Regions from separate parts of the Mus musculus genome. Here all the other regions are linked to region 1. Evidence: chromatin loops called from intact Hi-C (ENCODE). Cell type or tissue: gastrocnemius. All regions are shown on one strand.

The links. A loop is a pair of places that touch in the nucleus more often than their neighbours do. Peaks named below come from ENCODE experiments on the same cell type or tissue, not always from the same donor. Only the 100,000 strongest peaks of a DNase experiment are listed, where the experiment ranks them.
Region 2: a loop joins it to region 1, with 11 times the contacts of the local background. A loop is called at or near these places in 28 of 42 quality-filtered maps.
Region 3: it touches region 1 in a loop (4-fold over the local background); 14 of 42 quality-filtered maps call a loop at or near these places.

The regions. Positions count from the first base shown.
Region 1 is chr19:16,355,740-16,363,739 of GRCm38, forward strand. All of the region lies in intron 5 of Gnaq (guanine nucleotide binding protein, alpha q polypeptide), which reads left to right. Among named protein-coding and RNA genes, the nearest start is that of Mir496b, 45 kb to the left of the region's middle. In gastrocnemius, a CTCF peak has its summit at 3,343; a DNase peak (open chromatin) is centred at 3,359.
Region 2 is chr19:16,594,443-16,602,442 of GRCm38, forward strand. It overlaps Gna14 (guanine nucleotide binding protein, alpha 14), which reads left to right. Exons shown (of 7, transcript NM_008137.4): 3 at 4,498-4,652. Among named protein-coding and RNA genes, the nearest start is that of Gm41811, 15 kb to the left of the region's middle. In gastrocnemius, no CTCF peak of the experiment used is centred here; DNase peaks (open chromatin) are centred at 4,667 and 5,028.
Region 3 is chr19:16,553,546-16,561,545 of GRCm38, forward strand. All of the region lies in intron 2 of Gna14 (guanine nucleotide binding protein, alpha 14), which reads left to right. Among named protein-coding and RNA genes, the nearest start is that of Gm41811, 26 kb to the right of the region's middle. In gastrocnemius, a CTCF peak has its summit at 4,621 (motif pointing left); no DNase peak of the experiment used is centred here; H3K27ac peaks cover 931 bases.

The DNA.
Region 1 (8,000 bases):
TGAAGGTAGATCCTCACTTACTGGAAGAGTGTAACGTGTTTCCAATGTGCTTGTTTCCAATGTGCTCAGAGTCCTAACTCTTAGGTTCCATCTCATGAGAATAGTTGGATACCAGGTCTTGGGCAATGTTAGTTTGCAGGTGTGAGCTCAGCCTGTACATCTTAGACTCTAACCTCTGGTTGGTGAAGAAGCCAGAGCACTTAGCAAGCTGCAGTCAGAGGCTATGAGGGAACAGCTTTGAGAAGCACAGTGAAAGCCAGCGTGTGTGTGTGTGTGTGTGTGTGTGTGTGTGCTCTCGCTTACAGGGGTAGGAAGCGTCCTGAGTGTTTCCAAATGAAGCCTGGAGGACCCCATCAGTCAGCAGTGACTTCTGTTCTCTGCTTTCAGTTATTTGCTCTTCTTTGTGGTGCAGAAATTCTAAATAAAATATTCATAAATAAGCAATGGCTTATTTATTGCTGCCACAATCATTCTATTACACTATTGTTCTTTTTACCGTCTTACTGTGTTAGGTTTATAAGTTACATATTGGCGTTGTTACATATGTAAAGGTTTGAGTGCTCCTTAGGGTCTTACATTTCAGGACTCTTAGTCTTGTGTTTGGGGTTCATTTTTTAATTCTTTCTTAGGTTTATTTTATGTGTAAGAGTAGTTTTGCTTGCATGTATGTATGTGCAGTATATGTATGTAGTGACCTCAGTGTTCATAAGACAGAGTTGGATTTCCTAGAAATGGATGCTTGTAAGCCACCCTGTGGGTCCTGACAACTGAACCTGGGTTTTCTGCAAGAGCAACAAATGCTTTTAACTGCTGAGCCAAATCTCCTGTCCATTTTGGATTTTGTTGGCAGTTCCGATTCTGTTGTTCTGTTGTTGCAGTGCTGGAATCCAGCCCACAGCTTTGTGCTCTGTCGCTGGGCTGCTTCCGGCATCAGGGTCCACTGTTATAATGTATAAACATATATAGTTAGCATAAAGGCAATTTGATATAACATTTCTAGTGAGTTTTGACTGCAGTGTTTCACATGAGGTCAGAGAGAATTTTCAAATTATGTCAGTATTCAGTGTTTCAGATTTTGAATCATTTAAATCATTTCAAATTTCATATATTCAAGTTAGGAATCATATCATTTCTATGAGGTACAGGTATCTATGGGGTTTATATTATATGAGGATTCATCCAAGCACCTTCTTAAAACAGGTACAAAGTGATTGCTGTGTTGTAGATGAGGGGTTAACATGTTTAGACGGTGAATAGCCTTCCATGGATATTGATGAGATCTGCTCAGGTTGCCGTCTGTAATTGTAGCTGCTCATAAATCTATACGGTTACGTTTTCCACATCTTTCCTGTAAAGGACTCTATTCCCCTCTAAATCCTATTCATTTGTTTGGCCACACCCAGGACCACATTGTATCTGCCACCAAAATTCTGATAAAGTATTTCATGGCTAGCAACAGAGTTTTGAAGGAGCACGGGAACAGCTCAGCCTTTTTGCTCTGTTTCCTGGGATCGTTAAAGCGAGGTTAAAGTTGAGATGAGCTGATTCGTGTGAAGTACCTGTTTTGTCAAGGCCTATGGAAGGAGCATCCTAGGAACTGGTTGGTGACTGTGGTTTGGTCTGTTGGTGTGGAACTCTAGTGGGCAAGACACCATCCCCATCTCTAAGGAACTTCTGGTTCCCTCAGAGAGACACTATAGACAGTAAAGCATTTCTATAGCAGTAAGGTCAATGCTGGGAAACACCCAGCCGTCCTGGCTGACCCTAGGCAGTGCATGTAAGCTTTGCCAGCGGCAAGCTGCTAGCATGCTCTCCCAAATGCCCCTTTAACTTGGCCCTTCCATGCTTCTTCAACCATTGAGGATTCAAGAAAAGATTAAAATTTTGCTTTCAAGGGAAAAAAATCTCCCTTCACTCTGACATAAAAATCCCAATAGCTAAGGAAAAAAAAAGATCTTAAAGATAAACTCATGACAAGAGTTTTCACATTTTTTTTTAAATTCTGTTGCTTCAAATTAGGAAATTGTAGCTCCATTCAGTAAGTCTGCAAGGCTATTTAATATCATTAGACATTCCACTGTCTGGGGAACTTTCTAATCCTTCTGATACACTGATGTTTCAAGACTGACTGTGGTGGCTTCTGTTGTTGCTATCATGGTCTCAGTGCCGCCCTGTGCTGTAAGGAGGAAGGATAGCAACCCCAAGTACACAGACGAGCAAGAATGTACCTGAGCAGTGTGACTTCAAGATCAGACAGTCTCAAGTCCTCCCTCATTTGCAAAAGTCCTCAAGAAAAGCAACTACAGCTTGCCCTAAGAGAGTGCAGATAGAGAAATTTGACAAAATTTAAAAACACTTTGAATTTAAAAGGCAAAATTCAGTGAGTTTTCAGAAATACTTCAGAACTACAAGAGACAATATATCTAACAAACCAAGGAAACTAGAAGCCCTGGAGCAAGGGCAAGAAATTGAGTTTTAGTCTTGGCTTCGCCAAAACCACTAATGGGCTTTGGCCTGCGCAAGCTGCAAGTGGGTATCTAATCTGGACAGAGTAGATCTAGGCACACCTACCCTTCCAGCCACCTCCAGTCCTTGGTGCTTGGGTGCAAACAGATGGTGTCAACCCTCCCAACCTGGCAGCTGCATTTGTTTGTTTAGCAAATGTTTACAAGGTGTCTGCTTCCTGCACTTCCTGCCCTTACAGGAGTGAGGTGCACCGTAGTGGTTAGAGACCCTGAAGCAGGGTCTCCTCTGACTCTCTCTCCTCAGACCTTCAAGCTTCCCTTTAACTGTAAATGGGATGCTCTTGCCACCTTTATCAGGGACCTTAGCTGTCCCCTCACCCAGAGACCTCTCTATATTCAGCTTTGTTAACCGCTTGACAGTTCAGCTCCACGCAGAAATACCGGTCAGACGGACTGACTGACAAGTGATACCGAGGGTTGGACTTAATTTTGCAGTGAGGTTTTTACCTGCCTCTTAGAGAAGTCTTTTACCGTGCAGTCTCCAGGAGGGAATTTCCAAGCTCTCTGTAGTGGATGAGTCTATCTCAGCCTGACACATCTGCAGCCAGCTTTTAAAAGACAAGTTAGTCCTTTCAGATTAATTTGAGCATTTCCCTTGACAAGCCACAGTTTCTGGTAACTTCAGTTGGGTAATCTGGCTTTCTTGGTTGGTTGGTAGGAGAGTTTCTTATGAAGCCCCTGTTCCTTGCTGCTCTGCCTAGTTGTCCTGGCAATAGCCATCAACTTGAAATCACAGGAAGTAAAAGGTCTTATTTATAATTATTATTACCAAGAAAGAAAAACCGTTGTCTCTTACAAGGTCTACTGCTTGTGGCCACAGTGGGGCAGTGTAGGTTTGCAGGCTGCCTCTGCTCAACCACCCCAAATGCCCTCTACTCCCATTAGAATGTCCGCCTATCCTGGCTAACCAGTGCTCAGGGCTTTTCTTACTGTGTTTTCCGAAACAAACTCAGCTATCTTAAAAGATTGCATATACGTTGCTTACATGGGGATCATAGGACCTGCTTGTTCATTTACTGGTTATGTAACAGCCACATTCGGAGGTTTTGTACACGGTCACCTGAAGCCTTACATCTTCAATTACGAAAGCCACACAGCCATCTACTTTTTTACTGAAAATAGATTTTTTCATACAATAAATTGCTGTTATTATGGTTTTCCCTCTCATAACTCCTTCCAGGTCCTTTCCCCCTTCCTATCCACACACACACACATACACATACACACACACACACACACACACACACACACACACACACACACAATAAGAACAAAGCAGTATAGGACAAAACAAATAGGAAAAAAAAAGCCGAAGAAAAAGCACATGAAACATAGATGCAGAGACACACATTCAAACACACAGAAATGCCATAACACAAAACCAAAAGCCATAATGTATAAGTAAAAGACCTGTAAGATTTAAAGAAAGAAAGGAAGCAAGCAAGCCCAGACAAAGCATTATGAGACAGAAAATCTCCAAAATACCATTGAGTTCATTTTGTCTTGGCCATCTACTACTGCGCATGGGGCCTACCCTTAAATGTGGGGTATGCACCCAGTAAGACTCCATTGGAGGAAACAGTTTTTTCCTTTGCCAATTGGTATCAGTTGGAGATAGCCTCTGGGTTAGAATGGGCTTGCATTCACTTTCCCATCTCAGCATTAGGACCTTTGCAGGCCCTATGCATGTTCCTATCCCTATGCATGTTCCTATCGTCCCCGTGAATTCCTAGATACCTCAGTCGTGCTGGATTGAGAAGGCCTGTGTCCATGATGTCCTCCTGACCCCTGAGGGATTTGGTGGTAGCATCCATTTAGGACTGAGTGTTGGAGGTTTTTAACTCTGTTCATTGTCTAGTTATGGATTTCTATATTTGTTTCCAGCTACTACAGGGGGACACTTCTCTGATGATGGCTGATTACTGATCTGTCTGTCAGTGTACCTCTGGCCCAGCCCAGCAGAAGGGTTCAATGAAGGGGAAAGGGCACGAGCAGGGAGGGGAAAGTGCCTCCACCACTGTTGCTCCAGGGCTGTCCAGCAGCGCTTGGGATGGGGTTGTAGCTGTTTAGCTAGCAGAGTGTAGGGAGCTTCTGGTGGCAGGAGAGCATTCTCTTCCCAGGTAGTGTTATAGCTCTTGTGACAGATGCTTTCAATGCAGAAGACTGGAATATCTGTGGAGAACACAGTGAAATTGAATAGAATAAATATGTGCCATACTGGGAGACTAATTTTATATTAATTATATTTTACCATAACCAATAGTTTGGAAAACACTATTTTAGAGAAATGTATTAACATTTCTCTAAAATACATATTTGTATGTAGTACAGTTACCCAACAGCTGTTGATCTGGAAGACATGTCCCAGTGACAAGAGAAAAATATTATCATTTGTCATAACTTTATGTAAGTGTGTTCAGCCTTTTGTACCCCAGGTTTGTTATCCACATTCACACAGCACAGATGGAAAGTATTTAGTAATGGGGGGGGGTCTTGATATACAAGCTGTTCTTGATGCTGTTACTTAAGTAACTATTCGGAGAGCATTTACATTGTGTTAATGATACAGTTGCTCTAGGGATTATTTAAAATATGTGGATGTGCAGGTTACCTGAAAACTGCTGCACCATTTATATAGTTTCAAGCATCCACAGATCTCAGTACCTTCTTGGAAGACCCTAAACAATGATAAAAGAGAATCCTAAGGATCTACTAGATGTTTAGAGTCTGTTTACGTCAAAGGTGCTCCATTACCCAGAAGAAAGGAGTTTGTAGCCAGGAACCCCTGGGGTGAAATGCCCCATTCTTTGAGGACCACTCCTGTGGATGTTTTAATGGGAAGCAGTTTACGCCTCACATTTACTGTAGAACATACTTAGGAAGAAGGCTCTCTCCAAAGCTTTCATCTCTCCCTTAAAAGCTACCTGGGGGAGTGAGCATTAAAATGGCTGTCCATTTCTCAGAACAGTAGTGAATCTATCCAGGGTCATTTTAGGAAAGCCTAAGCCATTGAATTAAATGGTGTTTTCATTGCCTTGGATTTAGATTGCCAGTCCTTAGAAATGACAGCTTTAGAAAACGATGCTACTTCAATTGCAGTAGATGCAGGCTTAAATGAAGAGGTGAGTAATAAAATCTTCTATTTGAAAAAATAGCTGAAGATACTGACTCTTACTAGTATTTCTGTCACAGGATCCTTTCATCTTATAGTAAGGTGGAGTGGGACTCTTAGGAAACTGGGACAGACAGACAAGTCTTGCCTGGTTAACAACCAAGCTCTCCTAAGTGCCTCTCACTATACCTTGTGGTCCTGTTTCATCTAAGCTTGAGGCATGCTCACTAACATTAAAGAGTTTGTGCCTTGCTCTTGCACAGCCTCAGGACCTTGATGGGAATGTCAAGGAAAGAAAGACAAACAACACAGGCACACAGAAAATACTGAATCTGGTGATCTGAGCTCTCGGCTGGAGAAGTCACAGGCCTCAGAAACTCAGTATGTTTATTTGTGCATTTGAGCAAGAAGACAAGGTTATTTTATAACCTGAACAAGGAGGCAGGTTGACCTAATCTAGGTAGGAGCAGGTACTGGACAGAAGCAGCCTTAACTGAGGAAGGAAGCTACAGTGGTCACTTTCTGAACACAGTATCAACACACCCACTTGGACCAGAGGAAGATTTTGCTATCCTCCAAACCTCACCTGGGGAAGGTTTCACCACTGGAATAGAGCTGAGGCCTCTCAACACAGGTTCACTCAAGTCTGCTCATGTTCCCTACATTTGGAATAACATTTTCTTAATCCCTTAAGGTTGATATTGTCACCATGGCTAAGTGTCACCATGGCTAAATAGGGGAAAGAAAATAACACTGACTTTGAAGCCGTGTCATTTCAAACCTAAGGCTCCACCCCATAAGCTCTCATTTCATCATCAGCCTTTCCTGAATTGAGCTCACAGTTCTTGGATCCTATATTATCTATCTTCTGTTTTGATTTAATGTTTTTATTTGAGACTTGTATTTGCCTGTAGTTTTCTGAGTTAAGAAAGGTCCAAAAATTTGCAAGCTTGGAAATCCCATCAATGTGCAATTGTGTACATATTCTCCCATCACACTTAATTGATAGTTTGGTTGGGTATAGAATTTTCAGATATAAAACATTATGAAAGCATTATTCTCTTGTTGGCCAATGTTCCCTTTCAGGATCCACAGTTCCTCCTCTCAGTATATGTGGCTTGTTTTTTGTGAATGGTTTTATAATATTATTAAACCTGATAATTCTGGCATTTAGAGGATGATCTTTTGTGGCACAGACTTTCTCCCACCACTACTACTTCCCCAAACATACACACACATACCCCACTCCCTCTAACCTTACCTTCAGGGGAAACTTCAACATAAACATTTCATTATAAAGAATTTTCATTTAATATTTTTTAGAACTTTCTTTATATGTTTTCTCTTTCTAGTACATTTGTATTTACATGTTCAGATAGTTCCCCACCAATTTATATTGTCTGGATGTCTTAACAGTTACTTCATTTTTAGGGGTTGGGGGTGCTGGTACCCAGGGAAGCAAGAAGAAGGTGTTGAATACCCTGAAGCTAGAGTTACAGGCAGTTATGAGTTGCAAAACATAAGTTATGAGAACCAAAATTCCAGACCTCTGGAAAACCAGCAAGTGCTCTTAAAACATAGCCATTTCCTCAGCCCTACTCCCAGTGATTTAAAAATCTGATAGGCTCTTTTGTGTCTATAATCCATGCACTTACTGGGTGCCTGTAGTGGCACTTTATATGGTCAGATTGTACATCTGCTACATCTGCTTTTGCTTTGGTTTGGTTTGGTTTGGTCGAGGAGTGTGTGTGTGTGTGTGTGTGTGTGTGTGTGTGTGTGTGTGTGTGTGTGTATACACTGATACTTGATTGCAGCCAGGACCTTGCACAAGCTATCAATGAGCTAGTTGTCCCCCATCTCCTCTTTGTTTTTTTGCCCAAGTATTTCCCAGGTAAATCACTGGTGTTTGCGTGTATACTGATGTTTTCCTTCAAGTCTTACTTTATGATACCTGACCCACCATTCCTGGACTGGAGGAACTTGTTCTGTGCTGTTTGCTGCTTCTGTTGGCGGTGTGGACAGGTGCTTATTTGCATTGCACTATCTCAGATCTCTTAGCTTCACAAAAGTCTCCACTCCTTTGATCATCAGGAGCACAAGTGTTTATGCCAAGTAGAACATGAGTATTCTAGATTTGTTGTTGTTTTGTTTTATCTGACTGCCCAATTTAATAATAAGGCACATGTTTTAGAAAAGAAACTATTTTATTTAAAATCTTTTTTTAAAAATCCATGAGTAAAATTTTCTCACAATAGTAAAAGCAACTCTGGAGAAAATATTTGAATTTTTAAAATTAACACTTTATAATTTGTGGGCATACTTGATAATTTTTTTGGTCCAAGTGTAGTTTCTCATAAGGTTTG
Region 2 (8,000 bases), 240 kb after region 1:
CTCTGCCTGCCTCTGCCTCCTGAGTGCTGGGATTAAAGACTTGTGCCACTCTATGACTGTTTCTCCTATTATCCTTCCCTTCCAGGAGTGCCCAGCCCTTTGACATTGTGTCATGACATCATCTACAAAAACCATGCGTGGGAGGTGGGCAATCAGGTTACAAAAGAAAAAACAGCAGTAACAACAACCAAACATCTTGTTTTAAGTAAGTTTGTGGTTTTGTGTTAGGCTGTAGTCATAGCTGTCCTGAGTTGCATGTGGCCTATGGGTCTCAGCTTGGACAAAAGTGTCTAAGTAAGACTATATAACAACGTATCAAAGCATCTACATTGGTGGTTTAGTGGGTGTGAGGAGGTCCTACGAAGATGCTCTGATATCTCAGAGAAGGTCTTGGTCATCCTTGGGATTTAGTATCTGTGGGGGGGTCCTGGAGACGATTCCTGGAGAACACTGGGAGACGACTACAAACTTGAGGGTTGGAGTGCATCTTCCAGATGTTCTCTGATAATTATTCCTTGAATGTGTTTCTCCATCCTAGAACTGGAAGGTTCAGACATCTTAGGAGAAGGAATATTTTCTGAAACCTGATGTAGCCAAGAGAATCCCTGGCCCCACACCTGGGAAGTCCTGTCAGTAGTGGACAGCCATGTTCATGGTGGCAAAGGTGTGAGGGGTTGTGGGAACAGCATCCTTCTGCCATACCTCAGGCATCCTTTGGTAGAAATATGGTCCTTATCCTTCCACCTGTCTTTAACTCCAGTTGCTCCTCATTTTTGATCTCTCAACATCTGTATAAGGGTCATGTACTTCCCATCCGAAGACACCTCAGTATTAAAATATCCAAGAGGAAAGCTGTACACATAGACCCAGAAGCCAGCCCAGGTTCAGCATGGAGGACCAGTCACAGATGGAACAATGAGATTGGCTGTCCTTGCTAAGATGAACTAGAGACACTCAGGTCATCGCAACTGATGCCGGAGATGGTAGTTTTACTTGGACCCGTGATGACAGGAAATTTGACCCTGAATAGAATCAGGAGGCCTTTAATGGAGGCATTGCTATATCACATTGGGTTTGAGACGGAGACTAGAATGGCGAATTAATTACAGGGACTGTGCTATAACGGTGGAAGGGAGAGGTAGGTGTTGGAAAGCTGCTGCCTCTGTGTATCTGGCAGTGAGGGTGTAAAGTTTCTATGGGTCAGCAAGACTGGATGTGAAGTGGGGGATGGGACTGTAGCCCATGGGGAGGGTGTAGACCTTACCCTCTCCATGGTGACAGAGCAGGTGACTTGGAAGAGCAGGCACGCTCTCCCATAGGCCTGTCCATGTGTCTATGTAGGCCATGAAGCTGAACCAGGCTTCGGAGAAACTGAGCATGATTTCAGCAGTTGCTTGGGAACGCTGAGGGCCTAAGTGCTGTCTCGTGCCAGTGAGGTCTACTAGAAAGCCAGCCAGAGTGTGTGCAAGCTGAAGTGGATCTCTGCTTTTCCAAGCTCGGTGGCTACTACTTCCCTTCTGTGTCCCAAAAGGTCCAGTGTCTTCTCATAATTAGCTATAGCCCAGGGACATGTAGACGGGAAAGATAGAAGCCATCATTACAGTTTAGTCAAGGCCACAGGCCCTGCCTCTTATGTGGATTATCACCATTCACTATAGCTGTGCATGTGTGCATGTGAATTATAGGGGGAGCACCTCTGGCACAGCTGCCTGCTATTTCCTTGGTAGCAATGCTTGCAAGACTCCAAAAACCAATGGCTGTGGAGCCTCAAAGCCTCACTCACAAGCTTTAGTAGAGTGTGCAGCGGACTCTGGACATGGGCAGAGTTGTGAAAACATGGATCAGAGACTGTAATTGACAATCCTGTGTTGCAGAGAACTTCCATTTTGAAATATATATACATTTTTAACCTCATTTTTAAAGCAAAGCTTGCTGCACTTATGGATAGTGAATGTCAATAGACCGTTCCCATAGTATCTAGTTAGGTTTTTTTTTTTTATCATTGATAACATACCAATGAATATTAATTTTAATTTTAATTAAAACATCATCTGGAAAAGAGAAAGTTGTTCAAGAGACCTCCCATACATCCTGGTGATTAAGTTAGTGATGGTGTATTATTTCCTTGAACATTGCCAAGAGAGTAGCTCTTTAGTGTTCCTTACCATGCAAAGATCATACACACACACACACACACACACACACACACACAAAAACATACACACATACATACACACACACACACACACACACACATACACACACAAACACACACACACACACACACACACACACACACACACACACACATACACACACACAAACACACACATATACACACACACAAACACACACATACACACACACACACACACACACACACACACACGTCTTAAATAGCTCGGCTTAGCCATATACATTATTTACATAGGTCAAGAGAACATGTGGTATATATACCATAACTATGTAGAATCAACTTGCCAATTAAAATACATAGACAAATGTAAACCACAAACCCTTACTTACCTAACAAAAGGCCCCGCAGAGATGGCTGCTGTGCTGGGCAGTTGACAGAGGAGCAGCCCCTGTGATGAGGGCCTGGCGGGTTGGGCAGCCTGCTGGGTTGCAACTAGAAGCTCACTGTACTTGACAGGGACACTCAGCAGAAGCCAGGGCCCTAGGTGAAGGCACCACCACTTCACCTGTGGCCCTTTCACGGGTGGCCTGGGAACTTCCGTGTGACATACTTCTGTCTTCTGTGTTCCCTCTTCCAGCAGCAAAAATGTTGATTTTTGAGAATCGGGGAAAGGAAAGTTCTTGTTGAGCCCTGTGTTTCCCCTTCTTATTAGTATATTGCAGTTGTGTAAAATAACGAGTTATTCTGCCACGTTCATCCACGTCCGTGCTGAACTCTCTATGAGAGCCTGGTCATCGGTGATGTTTCTGCAACTGCTGGCTTGCTCCCAAACTCTTCTGTCTTCCAGTCTGACTGCTTCTCCCTGAGACTCTTAAGACCAGCAGGCTCACTTTATTCATCTGCTTCCTGGGCATACATTGATGCTGACCAACCTTCCCCCTCCCCCATCCCTCTATTCCCCTCATCCTCCCCCACCCCCCCTGCCATGTAGCATGGCAGTGCCCCACCCAGTCCTCTGTCAACTGTTTGGCTTTAATTCTCAACAGCAAAGCTGGACTTCATTGTTAAATTTAAGAAAACAGCCTATGGTGCATGACATGCAAGAAGGGGCGGAGTTAGCGAGGTAACTGGCTGAGAGGCACCACCGTGAATCCCCAGATTCCTCTGTGGACTCCCCCCTCTCTGCAAGGCGTCTCCCCACACTAGTCATATCCCATGGCTGTGGATTTCTGACATGCTACATAGATACATGTGCCACATGTGTTTATTGAGCTCACATTATCAAAGAAAGCACCAACTGCTTGCAGAAAAGGAGCTGAACTCTTGGATAAAAGCACAAGTGAGATTTTTTACTCTGCTTTTGTGGAGTTTTCCCGGACTTGTTTGAAGACAGAGGCACATGGCCACTTCAGATGTAGAGGGTAGAGGGCAGTCATAGGGCAAGAGGAAACAACAGAGCGGCAATGGGAAGCCAGAAGGTTGGGGACAGTACCTATGCTCTACTCAAGGCCCTCCAGGACCCTGGATCACGCTCTCTGGCTAAGGACAGTGGAAGGAATCACATGCAGAGGTTCAGGTGCGATGGATATGCGCTAGGATTGCAAGTGAGAAGTATCCACTGGGCATACACTCTCACAGAGCTCCTGCCTGTAATCCTTAGTGTGCTAACGGAGTAATAGCTACAATAAACACTGTCTAGTAGTTGTCGTGCAGAGCAGGTGATCTGGGAGTGGTTCCTAGGTGGGAAAGAACTGTGCGCTGATTGATGCACAGGACTACGTGGCTGGCATATGGGAACTTTCTGTTGAGCTGAAGATTTCTGCTGAATCTTAATGCTGCTCTACAAAGTAAAATCTACTTCAAAGAAATACAAAGAAAAAGAAAAGGAAAAAAAAAAAACTTAAGAGGGAGAAAAAGGGCAGGGTGACAGTTGGCACTGATTTTTCCGTTTACAGAGAGAGTGTGTCCCTGTTCTTACACCTGGGGCCAGTCCACTTCTAACCAAACAATCCTGGTTTGTGACTGATACAACAGTTTATGTCCATTGCTGGCTACATAGATGTTGGAATGAACAGAAAGTGGGAAAAGTGAAAGTGGCTACAGGGCGTGGGTGTCTCTGTTCACACCTGGGTGCCGGGTCTGAGCAGCTGCCTCTGCTATTGCTGGACTGGAGGCGCAGGTCTAGTGCGGTCTGTTTCACGTCTCTAGACTGAGCAACCAAATCACCCCGCCTAGTCTTCTGGTTTCTGAGGGTTTGGCTGTGCACAGCCCAGCACCTGTCAGAGCCCTCCACCCCAGATCATCCCCTTATCTGTCATGCTTTTCTGTGCTCAACGTGGTATTTCCTTTCCGTTGGACAGGAAAATGCCCAGATCATCAGGGAAGTGGAAGTAGACAAGGTCACTGCACTCTCTAGAGACCAGGTGGCAGCCATCAAGCAGCTGTGGCTGGATCCCGGAATCCAGGAGTGTTACGACAGGAGGAGGGAGTACCAGCTGTCAGACTCTGCCAAATAGTGAGTACTCAGCCGGCAGCTGCTGCTAAGCCAACTCTGCAAGGCTTCACTTCCCAGGAGGCAGAGAGGCAGGGGGTGTGGGTGGGGGTGGGTGGGGGAGTGAGGATGTGTGTGGGTGGGTGTTTCCCCTGACCTCCTGGCCTGCTTCTTGGCCTCTTCTCCCCTAATTCTCTGTCCCAGATGTCCCTTGGGGTTAGCAGCCACCTTCTCTCACCCAATTAAGTTGGAGATTCCTTTAGTGGAACGGATCTAAGTTTTGGAGCAGAGGTTATGATTTAAGCAAAGAACACACCTGCCTGTGGTTTTTCCGCTTTCTTCCTCTCTGTATCCCTCTGGAAACTGCAGGCGGGCTTAGGCTTTGCTTAAATTGGTTGCCGATCTTGTAGTGCCCTCTAGTGATAGACATTGGCATTGCAAGACCAGCACACAGGCCTCTCGGCTGGCTTATTTGACCCTCTCAGAAAGTCAACCACTTAATGTATTTGGGATCCATAAAGCTTTAGATTTAAACCATCAACATCATCAAAATTTCTATCGCATACTATCTTGGAGATATCACAACATTTCTTCTTTCTTAAGAGTCCCCTAGGGCTGGCTGTGACCCACAGGTGACTGAGCACACAGCTTACTTCTTGGGGTTGCAGCTTGTTTATGCTCCTGCAGTTTGGTTCCTCCTCCCAGGACCACGAAACTCCCCAAACCCACTCCGTTCCTTTTACATGTTGGCCTCTTCCTGAACTAGCTTGGACTGGACAAAGCAGCTGTCAGGGAAGGCATCGTTAAGGCCCATGGCTTTTAATGACTTTGCCTAGACATTTGTCCCATGCAGCACTCAGTTCAATCCAGCTTGGCACAATTGATCTAATTACATCAGCAGAAAAGCACGATGTCGGGGGGCAGGGTGGGGGGAGAAGGAAAGAAACCACTAAGACGCTAGACTGGCAGCAGAGAGGGGAGGAAGCTAGCCTCCCAATGAGATGAGCATTCTGTCCAAAAGCTAGTGGGTTCTCCTGTTTCCTCCCAGAAGCGGCCCACTGTTACTGGCTCTGAGATGAGCCTCTGGATTTACATCCATTTGGAGAACGCTTGCCAGAATGACTGTAAGATTAACTCAGCGTAAATCTTGAAAACAGAAGCAAGTCCGCTCGCTGCCAGGCGTGTGAGGGGTGACTGGGGAGGTGAACAGAGTTGTACAGAAGACAATAGCATTTAATAAGGGAAGTAGTTGCCAGCCTTGAGCGTCATGGATATGGTGGTTACATGCCTAGCTACCAGCACTGGAGAAGTGAGAGCAGGGGGTCAAACATTCTTAGACATTCTCAGTCAGGTGAGTTTCAGGTCAGCAGGCAACCTGAGTTAGACCCTGTCTCAAAATAGCAAAAAAAGCAAAATGAAACAGAACAACAACCCCCACCCCCACTATGACATAAGTTACTTGTGCATTTTCTTGGTCCAAGTCAGTGGTTCTCAGTCATCTGCTAGTAATGTCTGCGTAATTAGATGTCATTTATACTGTGCAAATGAGTGTACCAGATAGTGTGCTAAGGGCTATGTGGCAACCAGTTAGTGACCTCTAATCTCAGACAATGTAGTCTGCTGGTTCAGTCAATCAATCAATTAATCAATCACTGTAGTGTGTCTTCCTTGCCTCCCACTTAACCTAATTTTGGACCGCTTTCCAGAGTCCCTAGCAGATGCTCCAAATCACAAATGATACTGCATTCTGTATTTGTTCTTTACATACATAAGCATGATAAAATGAACTTATAAACGTAACAGCAAGAGATGGACACAGGCTAAAACTAAGGTAGTTAAGAATAGAGCTACTCGTTATTGGCAGTGTGACCCCATGACACAGTGTGAGAGCTGCGACAGCTAATGAGTGACTGGCAGGTGGGCAGTGTACACAGTGTGGCTACACTAGAAAACGTGTGTTTCCCCCCTTGGCACAGCCACCGATGTTATCTTACTACTCAGAATGGCACTAGACTGAAAACTTATGAGTTCTTGTCCTTAGCTTTGCAGAACACAAAAATCATTTCAAAGACGGATCATTTATTTCTGGCATTATTTTCACATTTCCTAAATTTGGGTCATAAATGGCCATGGGCATTTGTAAGCGTGAGGTGGAACATTGGATAAAGGGAGAAGACTGAGTGCAGTAAAATAATAAGCTGGGGAGCAGGCCCAGCATTTTAAATCTCTAGGTGGTGCTACAGAGAGCAGCAGAGCCACCCACTCCATTGCTAGTGAGGTCTTTTGTAAGGACTTGAGTGATTAAACAACTTTTGAAGACACAGTCTGGAGCCTAGGCTGGCCTTGAACTCTCCACATAGTTCAGCATAACCCTGAACTTCTGGTCCTCCTAGCTTTCCTCCTGAATTCTGGGATTGCAGACATGTGCCACCACATCTGTTGTAGAAGGTGCTAAGGAATTACCCCGGGTTGTGTGCATACCAGGCAAGCACTCTGACACCCGAGCTTCACAGCCTGTCTGAAGGGCTTTTGTTTTTGTTTTTGTTTTTTTAGTTCTTAGAACTTTAAAGGTAACTATATGCATAAGAAAGACACTCATATTGATTTATAGAATGCAATTATGTTTAACTTCTCCTACACAATCTTGACCAGAAACTTGGTACATGGTTTCTAATTAAAAAAATAATAACAACAACAACAACAACAACAAAAACCCTGCAATCTGTTTCATCGCTATCTATTACAAATGTATAAAAAAATCCTCCATGAAATGCTGCTGATGGCTGCGGAACCTTGAGAAATATATCTTTGGCCTGCCTCAGAAAAGTAATAAATATTGCACTGTAAAGGTTTACAAAATTGGCGCAAAATAGTGTTGTAATGTCCCAATGCCAGTTTTAAGAGTTCAGTAATAAGGGGAGTCTATGGGATGTGCACAGAAGTGCAGATGCTATCACACTTAGCCAGCAGTACACACGCTGTAAATCTACACAGTCAGATCATTGTGAGCTAAGACTGTCCTGTCCGCTCGCCTCCTGTGCTCAGTCAGCAGGAAACCCTAGATATACCTGGGCTCTCTGTAAAGAGAACAGAGTTTCGTCAGCATTTCAGTTTACAAGTAACAGCAGGCAACAGGCAAGTTCCTTCTATTGTCCACATTCAGAGTGATATGCAGGAGGTTTTACTTTGCATCTGAAGTAGCCCATGTCAGGACTTAATAGCCGGGCGTGGTGGCACACACGCCTTTAATCCCAATACTTGGGAGGCAGAGGCAGGTGGATTTCTGAGTTCGAGGCCAGCCTGGTCTACAAAGTGAGTTCCAGGACAGCCAGGGCTATACAGAGAGACCCTGTCTCGAAAAAACAAAACAAA
Region 3 (8,000 bases), 200 kb after region 1:
TGTGGACCAAAGTCAACCTTTCCTCTCTCTTAAGCCGAATCCTGCCAAGTATTTTGCCATAGCTGTGGGAAGCCACATGTGCCGTTGCAGAGTGGCGCTGACTACTACTGGCCACCACGCATAAGTTTGGACAAACAACCAATGTGTACATATGCAGTAAAGTTTTTTGCAAAGACACTGCCTGGCCCGGGCATGATAATGAGGCTTTGAGAGTATAACCAATCAGATGTGAGACATGCAAATGAGGTATGATAATGAGGCTCTGTGAGGTACAGAGAGAGAGAGTAGCCAATCAGATGAGGCACATGCAAATGAGGCTTAGTGCATAACCAATCCGGGTGTGAGACATGCCTCTCCTAGGCCTATATAAGCAGCACCAGTTCTGGGCTCAGGGTCTCTTCGCCTCTGCAATCAAGCTCTCCCAATAAACGTGTGCAGAAGGATCCTGTTGCAGCGTCGTTACTGCTGGCCAGTCCAGCGCGCACAAGAATAGCAACAAGTAGCATAACTAAGCTAGAAGAAAATGTGAACAAGGATTGGGGTTGCTCCTATGATGAACCTGACTATATAATTCCTTTGCTTTTGAAACTATTTTTATGGGAGGGGTGTGGAAGAACTTGGAAACATCAGGGTATAGAAGTTCCAGATCCTGTTAAGGAGAATAGAATGGACTACTCAAGTGGAGTTTAGGAGCCCAGAATGTCAAAAGAAACAGACCATGGAGACATGGTCCATGAAGTTTCAAAAGAAAACAAACACTCTGTTAAGGACTAGGCTGAAAGCTTTTTGTTTGATATTATTGTGAAGAATCTGACTGTATTTAATCTGCTCAAGTCCTGAGAACTTTAGTGAGGCTGAGTTTAAAAATAATAGAGTAATTTCTTCAATGAAAGAAATTTCAAAGCAGTAATCTTCCAATATACAAATATTCAGGCTGTGGCATGGCTACTTTCCAGCATTCTCTGGGTGTACATTGCAGAAAGAAGAGTGGAGCCAGAGCATCAGCAACTGATAAAGAGAAGCCTCATGCTTGGAAAAATAGGAAATGTATCCTGAAGGTGAGATCTGTGCATGGCTCCCACTGTTAAAAAATGTAAACTTAGGTAAATACAAGAAAGCCCAAAGTGATAATATCACAGAAAGGATTTCCTATTCCCAAGGGAACGCTTAGGGAAGTGAATTAGTAGTTTAGCCACCGAGGTGTTCAGAGGTTACTACTGGTCTGGTCCAAGCAGCAGAGGTTAGCAGTGTTATCCATATGTCTCTGGTTTTCCAGGCATGAAAGATGGAAGTGAAACATGTCACTGAGTCTTGTTGCATGGTTTTAGAGAGCTGCTGAGGTCAGTCGGTGTGTGGCAGGGTTAGAGTTTCTGCACGGACACCTTGAGAGACTACTACATGAACTTATGAAGATAAAGTCCAGATTGCAAACAAGACCTGAGGATGTTAAAGATGCTGGGACCATGAGGCATCTGCTGAGGAAAACTGAAGGCACAGAATGGAGCCAACTCTATGGAGCCATAGAGCTGGAGAGCTGGAGCTACCCAAGCCCTCAGAGCCAAAAGGATTTTTTCATGAGCTCCAGAAGCTAGACACAGAGCTGCATGGTATGCTGCCCTCCACGGTGTGGTCTGTCTGCTCTTGTTGTAATCTGACCATTCGTCATTATGACTCCATCTCTTCCTTTGGAGTGGGGATGCTTAGTCTGTGCCATTGTATATTAGAAGATTATGGTTTTGTTGATTTGTTTGTTTCTTGTAGGCACTAAGAGTTAAGTGATTGCTTCCAGTCTCAGATGGCATATGCACTCAAAGGCATTTAAAGGACATTAAAGCTAAAAACTATGGGAACTCTAAAGCTGGCCTGACTGCATTTTGCATTAATAGATGGCCATGAGCCTAGAAGTCAATGAGTAGAAGCTTATGGATTAAAAGTGTTTTGGTGTCAAGTTAAAAGGGGTACACTTGTGGTGAATGGTTAATATCGATAGTGAATTTTACCAGCTCTAGACTCAGGAGATAATCCTCTGTGAGAGACTATCTAGACTAGGCTAGGGTCTGGGCATGGCTATAAAGGATCATCTAGATTATATTAATAGGTGTGGAAAGACCCGTCTTAACTTCAGGACAAGTAAAAAGGAGGAGGGGAGCCGAGCACCAGTATTCACTGCTCTCTGCTTCCTGTCATCTGATGTGGGACCAGCTGCTTCAAGCTTCCCCCGCCATGCCTCCCCACCATGATGGACTGTACCCAGGCACAGCGGGCCAAAGCCTGTCAGCTCTTTCTCTCCTAAGCTGATTCTTACCACGTATTTTGTCTCAGCAATGGAAAAAGCCAATCTCTCTCTTGCGCCCCTGCCTCCTTCTTTCTCTTCCTCTCCCTTCCCCCCTCCTTCCATCCCTTCCCTATAAATAACAAATTAGAGTAAGCTGTTGGAGCCTCAGGAATCTGTCTCCCTCCAGCTCTCCAATACTAGGATTACAAAGCATCTTCCACCATACCTGTCTCGTTTGTTTGTTTGTTTGTTTGTTTGTTTTTAAAACATCATCTGGGGTTAGACCCCAGGTCCTGTTGCTTGAAAGGCAACCACTTACCGAGCTTACACTCTTTCATCTGGTTATTCCTTTGACAGTGGGCATCAGCCAGTTGAAGCCCTGTCAAACTCTTCATATGTCTCTTACTATTCTGGTTCTTCCAGGCCATTTTGCTGCTCCTTTGCCCTGTCATGAACACAGTCATTTCTCTAAGGAGACTTGGTTCCTTCAACAGAGGGCACGTCAGAATTAATGTCTAAATGAACTGGCTGCTGCTTGGCTGTTTGATATTTCTCCCCTTTACTGTAGGTAGAGATACAAAGACATAAACATGCAGGCATATATGCAACAACACATACGTAATGCATGCTTACACACAAAAATTCATGTACGCATTGTAGATATTTTTATTGAACTAATTTTCCCACCTGGATTTACCTCAGACCATACTTATCTCTCCCATAGGTCACAAGACCTTCACTAAGCAAGCAAGACAATGTCAGATTTATCACCTCCACCGTCACAAACTACTTTAAAATAAAGAGAAGAAACATCATGTTTCCTGATTCTTGGTAGTGCTAAATGTACATTCCAGTTACATTTTCCTCTTTCTTCAGTGTGTATGGAGGCTGGGGCAATGGTAATGATTGATATTGTCAGTAAAGATACAAGGAGGGCAGAGCAAGAGGAATGAGAGAGGAGGCAAGAGATTTGCCAGCATTTGAGATTTTCACATGACTAAACTCACCAAATGAGAGTAAGGATCCCGAGGGAGACAAAACAACGTAGGACAAAACAACAACAACAACCAAACAAAAACCTGTTTTCAAAGATCAAAAAAGGCAGAATATAATTTGTAATTGCTGGAGTAATGCTTTGTTTGCTTCCTAAAGCAAGAAACAGTGTATATACAGTTAGACTCAGTGAAAACTAGGAGAGAGACAGCTGTCTTTTATGAGTCTCAGTAAGGTTCTAGGGGGTGTGGGGGCGGGACTCGGGTGTTCTTGGCTCTGATGGTGACATTTCTCAGTCACGGCATTTGATCCAGCATACATGCTCTACATGGTCGTTCTTTGGAAATGAGGAATTGATTTATTTTTAAAAAGGTTCTCCTGCCTTTGGCAGAGGACCAAAAATCTCTTTCAAGTCATGGAAATAACTTCCTTTTGAGACCTAACCTCTCCCTCACCCCAGCGAGCCATTGGGACCTCGGAGCAGTATAAGCAACAGACGTTCTCCTTGTGACTTCAGTGGGCTCTCTCTTCCTTGCTACAAAGCTCTGTGTCGTGATTTCTAAGGGTAAAGTGAGATGGAAGCCACTGCCATGGTGTGCAGAGGTGCTTTTAAAGACTCGGGTTGTAGTTACGGCTTGAAAACTTGGCGGTCATGTGTCTCCATTCATTCTACTGTTGAGAAGTGGGAATGAGCCTGGGTCCTGTCTTTTCATTTAGAATGTGTTGTCTAAGCTTCAGAACAGGATGTCATGTGACTTATAAGGGTGACATTCCTCTAAGTGCTGTGATGTCAGGATAGGTGAAAAGGAGTCTTGGAGAGGGTGGAAGACAGTGATAGCCCAAGGGAAGAGATCTGCCATGATAAGCCTTAGCTTCATTTCTGCCCTTTGCTGTCCAGCCCGTTGCCTGCCAGCTCCATGGAGCTATTGAGTCCCAGAAAGGCTCCTAGTCTAAAATATGGATGTGTTAAATAAAGTATAAAATATAAACTGCATTTCAAAGACAATATAAACAAAAAAGTTAACACATACATGAATAATTTTTACATCGATTTTCTTTGGAAATTATCTTTTTGATCCATTGGGTTAATTTTTATTCAAATAAATTCCCTTTAATTCTTTATATATTTTTAAATGATTTACTTAAAACATTTTAACCTTTACAAAGGGCTTTCATTATACTTGTATAAGGTAGTTGGTCTAACCTATTTCACATAAAGGAGGAAAAAAATGAGCCAAAGAGATGGCTCATTGGTTAAGAACACAAACGACTCCTCCGTAGGACTGTAATTTAGCTCCTATCACCCCCATGAAGTGCACACCTGCCTATAATGCTCATTCTGAGGGACCTGGTGCCCTCTGCTGGCTTCTGCAAGCACAGCACTCAAATGCATACCATCCCCACCACCGCCCTCCCCCGCAACAAACATCCACAAATGAAGTAAAAAATCCTAAAAACAAAAAACAAACAAACAAAAAGGAAAACGTATTTGTTACTCTGGATCTCTCACCTAGCTAAAAGAAGGGCATTGTTTGGTAGTAATGATGTTTTTATAGAATGATGTATTTCCAAGCCACATACAAAAATAAATAAGGCAGAAATGGTGGTCCTTTCTCTCCCTGTAGTTCTTTCTCTGTTGGGAAACCACATACTGGCTTATGTCCCCCGCCTCTTTTAGATCTTAAGGTTTCTGAGTAACAGTGTGTGACTCAAAATTTGTAGCTTCTTCATTGGTTCATTCATACCCATCCATTTTTAAGATTTTAACATTTTATTTTTAATTCAGACATGGCTGTGTGTTATCACAATGCAAGAATGAATTATGATTTATCCTGCCTCTAAAATTCCTGAGAGCTGGCTGCAGAGACTTAGTGATTTACAATAGGCCTCTAGAAGCCCTCGTCTGAGAGCTGTGCAAACTGTATTTAGGCCAGGAGAAAGACCACTAAGATTTGGCTTGGTTTGGGAGTACTACATAACTAGATGACTCATGATGTTATTCAAAGAGGCTCTGCCAAGTTTATTTAAAGAGGTTTTAAAAACTAATATAAACATTGAAACAGTGTCTGATTCAAGTATCAAGTAAAAAAAAAATTCTCCATCTGAAAATGCCTGCTTACACCTTCACGTATAGGCTGCTCACTAAACCACATCCTTGGCCGGACTTCCCAACAAAGCAAGTGTGCACTATGTATTGATGCTGTATTAGGAGCTTGGCTTACATCAAGGAGAGGGTCCCTGAGACCCTCTTCTTTCAACTCACATCTCTAAATCTACATCTTCTCAGATATCGGTGAGCATGAATGGTCAGGGACTGTTGACTTTTGAGAGCCTTTTATTCCAGAACTCCATAGCTCAGAGTCTACAGCCTCCTCCAGCAGGGGTACTGAAATGAGTGTGGGTTTGATGTATATTGTTTTGTTCTGTGGTGGCAGCAGTATTTCCTTTGGGGGCATACATTTTGTTCTTTTTCTTGCTTAGGAACAGGCTGAAAACTTGGTGATGAGGCTTTGGGGAGCTCCTGCCTCTTAAGGCAGTTCCAAAGGCTGTTGGAAGAACACTCTATGTGGTCTTGTGAGATAGCCAAGCAGGCTGAAATTTTACAAAAAGCAGATTCTCCGTGAGAGCGGGTCCCACACAGTTAAGATGGCGTTTGTGTAGTCTGCAGCAGACAGTCAGATATTTAAGGCTTCAAACAGTGACAGTGTTTATTAGAGCCCGTGAAAAGAATTTCTCACAGAAGGTGGTGAAAAAGATTTATTTCCATTACTCATTACACAAGCTGGAAATTGTTTAAATTCTCAGTTCTCGGCTGGAAACTTAACAAGAGTGGGTGATGAAGCCTGTTCAATGGCTATTCCAAGGCAAGACAGGTAGAGGGATGATAGGATCTTACAAGAGGTCAGCATGCGTGTTTGCTTTGATGCACGGCCCATCTGCTGATGTCTGCGTTGGAATTCTGGCTCTGTGGCCTGTGTAGGAGGGATGCACCTATGCCCTGACTCAGCCAGTCGGATACTATTGTATTCTACAAAGCCTGTTTAGAAATCAGAGTAAGCAAATAGACTCTGGGAAGAGGGACAAGGAGGCAGGGGGACTAGCATTGAGCATTTCCTAAGGTCACTTTTAGAGCTTCCTATTGGCTACTAAGTTAGCTTTTGAAATAATAATTTTTCATGTCCCTCCTTTGTTCACCGTAGAGGCGCTTTTGTCTCCAGCTTATGTTCTTTGCCATCTGCATCACCTTGAGGATCACCTATGAGGCTGCTTTTTATCACAGCTTGATGGGATATGGAGATCAACCCAAGACTGACCTCTAGAACAGGACATTCTGTACTTAATCACTAAATAGAAAATGGGGCTTACACTTCCAGTAAGATGGACTATATATATAGTTCCCCCATTTCTTCAGCTAAGTACAACTCCACACTGTAGACAGTGTGCACAGTACAAAGCTATACAAGTCGTGACAGGTAGAAGGACTACATAAGGAAGACTAGAAGAGACCACGAGATCCAAAGACTCCCTTTCATGAACTCCTAGGGCTGTCCTACTGTCTTATGCACTTTAGACGCAGCTGGAGATGGCAATGATTGGAAGTTCAGCAGGAATAAGGAGCCCCTGGGGGTAGCAAGCTGGCCCCACAGAGCCCGTCTCCATGCAGGGAAGAGTCAGTCCACTAGAGCAGCAGAAAATTGTCATATAGCATAATATTCCAATGTCCATGTTAATAATGTCATATAGCATAATACTCCAATGTCCATGTTAACTGAAAAATCACTCTTTCCATCAGGTGTGGTTCTTACTGTATTCTTGAGTATCCGTTTTCTTTACTCTTATTGTAAATTTTCATACATTTAAAAACATTTTTATGAATTTCATACATGGATACAATATGTGTATATCATAATTTCCCCCCACTATCCCCTTCTAACTCATTCTAGACCCTCCCTAACACATCTCCTTTATTGCATTAAAAAAGTGTCCATCAAGTCTAATTGGTACTCATATAAGTACTGATGCAGGACCATTTACTGGAGCATAGGCAGCCTCCAGGAGCCACACCCTTGAAGAAGATGATTCTCCCTTCCCCAGTGCCCATCAACTGCCAGTAACTTCTCAGCAAAGAGTAGGGTTTCATGTGTCTCTCTCCCATACAGGCTGGGATGTTGGCTGGTTTGATCCTGTGCAGGTCTTGTACAGGTACCCACAGCTGTCCCAAGATCATGAGTCCAATAGCCCTGCCAAATCCAGAAGACACTGATTGCAGCCGTCCTCTCCAACCAGTGGCTCTTACCAGCATCCTGCCACTCTTCCGTGGTGTCCCCTTGTCTTGAGAGGATGGGGCAGGAGTCTGATAGGTGATCAGTCAGTCAGAGCTTGAGGACTCCACGGTCACTTATTCATCTGTGAGTCTCTGTATTAATTGTTGCCCACCGCAATGAACAAAGCTTCTCCAATAAGATCTGAGAGTTGAACTGATCTTTGGATATGAAGATAAGTATTTAGAAGGCAGTTTGATATTATGTCCATTTAGCAAAATAATTTTAATAGATTCTCCTCTAGGGTTTCTGATTTTCCAAGTCACTGGGTTACTAGCCAGGTTTGTAGTACCAGGTAGACGTGAGTTTCTCTTGTGAAGGAAGCCTTAAATCTAATCAGAAAGTCATTGGTTATCTCTGTAACGTTTATCCTACTATAACAACAATGTGTATATGTTACCAGGCCAGTT